3 separate regions of the Homo sapiens genome follow, and regions 1 and 3 are each linked to region 2. A link is a loop called in an ENCODE intact Hi-C map of the cell type or tissue named here. Cell type or tissue: endothelial cell of umbilical vein. All regions are shown on one strand.

Region 1 (2,500 bases), 1.9 Mb after region 2:
GGGTAAGTTTGCAAGATACAGGAAGTTAGTCTGTCAAAGATCCAAATGGAACTCTGGCCAAAATTTTAGTAAGTACACTGAACTCCAGTGCTTAATTCTATTGCCCATGGCCTCTGCTCAGGGTACCAAACATAGAGTTGAGAGGTTCTTATAAGTTGCTTCAATAAATCCTTTCCCAGGGGCTATTTAGACACTTCACTTCAAATTTGAAACCACTCCTCATAGTGAATACAGGAGTAAACTCATGTTATTTGTGAGCAGGACGAAGCCAAGGGAAGGCAGTGGAGACATAGTATGAGTCTAATTGTGAAGAGCTGGTTACAGCCAAAACATTAGTGAACTTACAAAGGAATCAGAAAATTCTTTGAGTCTTGGGTTTCCAGTGGCCAACTTTTTAACTCTAATGAAAGACCTTAATTCTTCTCAGGTTTATCTGTAAAATGGGGATGATGATGATTCCTGCTTTTTGACTGCTCAGGGCTGTTGCAAATGTCAAAGTACATAATTAATATAAAGTTTCTTTGCAAATAGCAAATATCGTTATTTTAATTCTATACCCTTTTTTTTTTTTGAAGGCTTATGGGATGCTTTGATTGCTCTGTGGCTGCATTTAGGAGAAGGAAGCTGCAGTCATGCGTCATCACTGCCAGCCTCACATCTCTTGACAGTTAAAGCCTTAGGGTGGAGCAAGGGAAAATTTAAAATAACAAATGAAGCAAAAGCAAGAGGTGATGTTCCAAAGCAGAGGAAGGCTAAGTTTATATATACAAATGTCAAGTGTGTATAGGTGAGTGTCTCAGAAGGTTTATATGTTCTATATAAATATAGAAGTAAGTAGACTCCTTGAATAGGAAGAAAGGTCTTTTTCTTCTGAATTTTAGAATATTTTCTGCTCCATATCATTTATCTACATCTAAGTAGTCTGTTTTTCTATTTTAATGTCTCCTCCTGTCTTTCAATATATTACGGAATGGGCTAAGATGTAAGCGGGCTTAACCTTGCCTAGTCACCTGTTTCATTCACCAGTGGGGTACCCCACCTAAAGGAGCTGTCACAAAAGAGCAGCTATGAACAGCATGAAAAACAGCAACAACAATTATAACTCTAAAGAGGTGGATGAAACCCATTGTTATTTCATTAAACAACAATGTTGGAGTTTTAGGAAAAAAAGCTGTAAGCAATGAGTCCAGAAACTAAAATTTTAGTATGATTTATCATGCTACATCCATAATTAACCAATATCCCAGAACTAACATTTTTGAAATATCTTTTCTCCAACAGACATTTAAGTTCTTAAAGTAGATAATATCTATATATCCAGTTTTGTAAGGTTTTTGAGAAGAGGCTTTAAATTTATATTGTGTCCCCACCAAAAAATTGTATTTCCCTTCTGTGTAGATGAAGGTAGTATTATTAATAGCTAGAGTGGGGTATATATACATTTATATTAACTCAATTTTCTTACATGGAAGAGCCTGTACAGCTTCTTTGAAAAGATCGCCACCTAGGGGAAATTAACAAGAGTTAATGCAACATCTGCAATGCACCACATATGCTGCGTAATATCTAATGGCGTATGTATTTAAGGAAAAAAATATGCAAAACTGTGTCATATTTCAGCAAATGTGGTGGGCCACCTAGGAAAAATAGACTACCCTGTAGACCTAGAAAGTGTGCTTGTGCACAATTTTATTGTTATTTCTAACACAGAACTGCATGTAGCTTTTGTTTATTCATTAGGGCTTGATTTTAATGACTTTCTCCATATCCAGAGAGATTTTTGAATATAGAATTTTTTACAAAATAGATATCCATCTGATTATGAGTATAAAACTTATATTTTTGACAATTTTTACAATTAAAAATAATAGTTTTAATTAGTACAATTGTTAAGATTCTTACATGTAAAAGAATTTCTATCTCAATTAAGCCTCAGAAATTAACAAAGATGTTTCTCCTTAAACTCATTTATTTGTTTCTGAGAATTTATAACAAGATCTCCAAATGAGGGCAAGTAAAGTGGGAAATAATTTAGTTGGTTCATTCAAGTAAAAATGGGTTATTTTACTGTACTTGAATTTCTGATGTTTTTGATAAATGTCTTAGAGAATCACTGCATTTTCTGTAAGCACATTTAACATAAAATATGATCCACGTTATAATCTTTACATGCTATGTTGCAGATATGGGAACTTGAAAGAATGCAACATATCTTTAAGTTGAAATGGATACTTTAGCAGCCATGAAAAATTTATGTTTTGTTTTATAAAAACAAGCTACTAATTTCAAAATCAACTTTCTAAAAAGTCAAAGTATAATTTTAAATTAAATCACATGCTCTGAAGATAATTTTTGGTTAATTAGATACTTTTGGATCATAAATTTTAATGCATCAAGATTATAAAGTAGGCAAGAGTCTAATAGGGAAAAACTTAAGGGATTATTTGAAAAAGTTTTATGTATGCTGTGTTTACAATTATTAGAACAGTTGTCAAACTGT
Region 2 (2,500 bases):
ACATTATTTAGGATCATGTCAAATACATCCCTAAAAATTAAAAAGTAATAATGATTTCCGTATTTCTTATTAATCTTAATTCGTGAGACAAGGCCTTTGTATCAATTCATAATAAATTTAGGAGTATTCGTGAAAAATTTTAAATACAATATATACTTTGACCAGCAACCCCACTTCATGGACACTGACCTACAGAAAGACACATTTGTGTACCAAGTTTCATGGCCAAGAATTGTACAGGAAAACATTGTAAGAACAAAGATTTCCACTAAAGGGGAAATGATTTTAACATTATGAGACATTTATACTATGTAATGCTATCCATCTGCCAAACAGAATGCTATAGACTTCTACATATGGACATGGAATGATCTCCTACACGTATTAACTGTAAGAAAAATAAGCAAATTCAAGAACTATTTCCCAAAGAAACCCCTTTTATGTTTTAATAAATCTATATGTGTGTATAGATTTGTATATTTATATATGTAAATACATAGAAATATTGAAAAGGTCTAGAAAGATACATACCCAGTTATTAACAATGACTATGTCTAGGAAAGGTCGTTTTTAAAACTTTATATTTTCTGAATTGTTTTAATTCCTTCATACACACACATTTCCATTTATAAACTTGAATTCAGTTGAACTCTTGGCAGGGATGGAAGACATGGTGTCCATCTAGCCACAGAGACATAACTGATAGCTCAGACTGGTAGGAGAATCAATTAACGCACTCATTCAACAAACATTTATTGAATATTTACAAGATGCCAAGCCTATGCTAGAAACTGTAGGTGCAAAAATGAAAATAGTAAAACATTGTCTCTGTCTTCAAATTTTCCACGAAGGTATACATACCTCATTAAAAAAATCTGGATTTTCACTTGTTCTTTATCTTATATGTTTTTTATAAAGTTAGTAGAAACAACGGTTTCTTAGTGTTGCAGAAAACGCAGTAATGAATCATTAACAATGAATCATTAACAATGAATCAACAGTGGCTCGAGGAAACATCTTTATGACTTACATCATTAAGATTTGAAGAATTGATTCTGCTCCCACCTCCTAACATATACCCTTCTACCCCTAAGCTCACGGTTGATGCCAAAATCTCTTTATTGTGAGTTACACGGAGACAGGAGCAGCGACGCAAGCTACGTGAAGTCTACTAAATCCACTGTTGCCCTCTCGGTAAACCAGTATGAATGCAGCAACAGGAAGGACCACAAGATGGCAGACTGGAAACGAGTCATGGAGCCTACAGCAGGCGATGAGGTGCTACAGCCAGTGGAATCCCGTAGCCCTGGCATCTGAAGAGAGACTGGGAAGGGCTTTATAGATCTGTTGAACGGAGGGATCAGAGCGAAGAACAATTTTGGCACCACTCTAGTGCTTGCTCACATCTCTTAGTGTTCTATTTAGTTGTTTTTACCATCTAAAAAACAAACCATGTTCATCTCTTCTTCCCACCCCAAATAGATAGTCATACTCATCAAAATCAATCATAGCTTTCTATTTTAGTATGATTGAGTAGCAGAATTTTTAAATTGGACAGGATCTCCCCAAATTTGAGGATGAGGTGCTTCATGCATAGGGAGGAGGCAGAAAGATAGATAGGGACCTGGTGGGACAAAGAAGCACAAGTCCACATTGTCATAAGGAAAGGCTCTTTTCATGATGTATGGGGACTAGGGTTGAGAAATTATTTTCAGGAAGTTGTGTGAGTAAGGCCAAAACTGTAATTTTCCAGACTTTATACCTGTGCATGCAGAGACACATAGGTAAAGATGTTGAGTAATGTGAAAGTGTACATTGGTGCTGCTGTTCTTATTTAAGCAGATAAAGTATCTACATAACCTATGATCCAGCCATTTCATTCCTGGGCATATATCTCAAATAAATCCTCACACAGGCTTGCAAGCATATATGCACAAAGATGACAGTGTGGTTTGTAGTGTCCAGCAACTGGAGGTAACCTGGGTGCTCATAATTGGGAGAGTAGATAAGTAAGTGGTGGCTTACAGATATTTACAGGATCATGCATAAAAGGGCAAATGGCCAAGCAGCACATATTTTGACCTGCCAACACGGTGTTGACCAGGATGGCTCTTGGAGACAGAAGGAGCAGACATCTGGGACCTCCAATATTGTCCTATCATACTCTGAGACAGTGCACAGCAATCTGGCAGGGCCAACTGTCTGACTCTAGGAAAAGGACATTGAACCTTGAGCTAGGAGGTTTGAAAGCTGTGATTGAGGTGGCATTGGCCTCTTTTGAAAAGCAAAATCCCAAAGTGTATTTTGAGAACATTGATAATTTGTTGTCAAGACAAGTTGCATAAAAAGCCGGCCCGGCACGGTGGCTAATGCCTGTAATCTTAGCACTTTGGGAGGCTGAATGGGTGGATTGCCTGAGCTCAGGAGCTCAAGACCAGCATAGACAACATGGTGTAACCCTATCTCTACTAAAATGCTAAAAAATTAGCCTGGCATGGTG
Region 3 (2,500 bases), 910 kb before region 2:
TCACCTAGCAGAGAGAAATAGTGGCCCATATAATCAAAAATATATTTTCATTGATTCTGAACATATATTTGTAATTATATTTATAATGTATGTGATGTTATAGATAGTCAAATTTCAAATAAAATAATGAAAAGGATCTGTCATTAGGACATTCATAACGACCATTATATAGACAGCAAAACTGAGAAACCCAGGGCAGGTAGTATAGTAGAGTACCCTTTCCTCTTTGGTGGTAGATTAACATTTTATTGCGTAAAGGGAAGACAAAGATGAAGAATAATTTGGTTTAGAAGTTTTTGCTTATGGCTGTGTGCAGTGGCTCACGTCTGTAACCCTAGCACCTTGGGAGGCCAAGGCAGGCGAATCACTTGAGACCAGGAGTTTGAGACCAGCCTGGCCAATATGACGACACACCATCTCTACTAAAAAAAAATACAAAAATTAGCCAGGGATGCATGCCTGTAGTCCCAGCTACTCAGGAGGCTGAGGCATGAGAATCACTTAAACTCAGGAGGTGGAAGTTGCAGTGAGCCAAGATAGCGCAACTGCACTCCAGCCTGAGTGACAGAGTGAGGCTCTGTCTCAAAAAAAAAGTAGTTTTTACTTGTGAATGCAAAAAGGGGAACAATTCTATCATGACACTAAAAAGCCTTGACAGACTTTATTCTTTTGTTTTCCACCCAGCAAGAAATAAAAGTGCTCATTTACTTAACACTGCTTTATAATAGCTGCTTGTTGTTCTGCTTGTGAACCATATATTTCACATGAATGACAGGTGTGCGAACAAGATGTATGAACATGCTGCTCATGCAGATGAATGGAATGAATGGTATAAATTGCTTTTATTTATAATCCATCTAACATCAAAATCCATAAAAAATATATTTCACTGTTACTATTTTGAGAACTCAGGAATACATGAAGACTAAATATTGAGAAAAGTACTATCTGCATGCTTTGGTGATGGAAAAATTAAAATAAAGTAAAATAAAAATAAAAACATAAAGAAACATACTACCAATGATTTTTGTTATTCACATGTAAAATTTTCAATACCTGTAACAAAATTTTCAATACCTGTAACAAATGTATTAAATATTCATTCTGAGAATTAATGATACTGGCACTAGATGGTGCTATCCCATCAGGTAAGTCAATTCCTTTAAAAACAACATTTGATCCTTCTGATTGTCGTAAAAGACTAGTTTCTTTTTCAAGATGGTCTATCTGGAAAAAAAAATCCAGCAATGAGAATCACAACTCTTACACCCAAAGAAAGACAAATTGACAGATATGTGAATGCCCTGCCAGGAATTTTACCTCAACCATACTTCAGTTTCTGCTTAGAAATGCCTAGGTATGAGATTTAGAATTTTTGTATTCTTTTCAATCTTATAAGGCACTTATTTTCCACTTATAATTTTATAAGAGAAATCCAGTTTCTTAATATTGAAAGAATTAATTCAAGGGGCATTTTCTCATAAAGCATTCTTTTTAAAAAATTAAAAATTTCCTATTAAATCTACATTCTTATGTTTAGCATTTTCTTTTATTTAATAAAATTCTCACCTTTAAATTAGCTTTTGCCAACTGCTGTGAATAATTTATAGCCTCTTTCCGAGATTCCCTGAGCTCCTGTCTTAATTCTTCATTTCTTCCGGTAAGCTGATCAACTTGGGCTTTCAAATGCAGACTCGCATCAAAGATTCCTTCTGCATTCTTTGATTCTATAGCCTAGCAAATTTATATTATATATTAGAAATGTGGAGAAAAACAGTAAAATCATAGTAAAAAACAGTCTGTCTTTAAATAAAATGGACATTTAAGCATTTTCCTATTTTCATTGCCAAGCATGATAATAAAGTATGCCAATTCAAATTCTTATTTATGAATCTATAAAACTTTCATTTACATTACCAAGCATAGTAATTACTTCATTAAAACAATTAAAAAACACCTAGCTAATCTTAATAGACTGGTAGACTAGAAAAACAACCAGACGGGAATAAGATGACCAGGGTTCAAATTTTAATCAGTCACTTAACAGCTGGGCAAGTGACTTAAATTCTCTGTATCTTAGTTTTCTTGTCTCTAAAAGGGGAAAACAATGTGAGCTCTGCTCCCTACATGGGGTTTTTGTACAGTCAAAATGAGGTATTTTTCTCTGAAATTATATAGCACCTGCATTCAAAGCATGCGCAAAGGAATGGAATACAATATTGAACAATTGATCAATACAACATTCAATTAAGTGAATTTTTCAGTGCTTCCTCTCCACATAGTTGAAGCATAAATAAAAATAAAGGCAAGGTATCATAACATGATATTATCTAAGAATAATGAGTAAGCAAAAATAATATGTCAAATATTAAAATATTATCAGAGTGGCATCACTGGCCCGAAATCTCCAACAGTGGCATATCTAAGTATATACACACAATGCACACATCTAATAAATATATTTGGACTTTAGATGAACTGTATGGAAAAAACTGTTAAA

The links. Hi-C counts contacts between places; a loop is a spot of excess contacts. Peaks named below come from ENCODE experiments on the same cell type or tissue, not always from the same donor. Only the 100,000 strongest peaks of a DNase experiment are listed, where the experiment ranks them.
Region 1: it touches region 2 in a loop (4-fold over the local background); 12 of 110 quality-filtered maps call a loop at or near these places.
Region 3: a loop joins it to region 2, with 9 times the contacts of the local background. A loop is called at or near these places in 11 of 110 quality-filtered maps.

Annotation. Positions count from the first base shown.
Region 1 is chr12:90,939,574-90,942,073 of GRCh38, forward strand. It overlaps LINC00615 (long intergenic non-protein coding RNA 615), which reads left to right. Exons shown (of 5, transcript NR_038868.1): 3 at 576-787. Among named protein-coding and RNA genes, the nearest start is that of CCER1, 14 kb to the right of the region's middle. In endothelial cell of umbilical vein, a CTCF peak has its summit at 1,518 (motif pointing left); a DNase peak (open chromatin) is centred at 1,488.
Region 2 is chr12:89,018,523-89,021,022 of GRCh38, forward strand. It overlaps LINC02458 (long intergenic non-protein coding RNA 2458), which reads right to left and starts at 1,170. Exons shown (of 3, transcript NR_038385.1): 1 at 1,031-1,170. In endothelial cell of umbilical vein, a CTCF peak has its summit at 1,229 (motif pointing right); a DNase peak (open chromatin) is centred at 1,179; H3K4me3 peaks cover 207 bases.
Region 3 is chr12:88,110,125-88,112,624 of GRCh38, forward strand. It overlaps CEP290 (centrosomal protein 290), which reads right to left. Exons shown (of 54, transcript NM_025114.4): 21 at 1,570-1,734; 22 at 1,078-1,227. Among named protein-coding and RNA genes, the nearest start is that of CEP290, 31 kb to the right of the region's middle. In endothelial cell of umbilical vein, no CTCF peak of the experiment used is centred here; a DNase peak (open chromatin) is centred at 1,177; H3K27ac peaks cover 376 bases.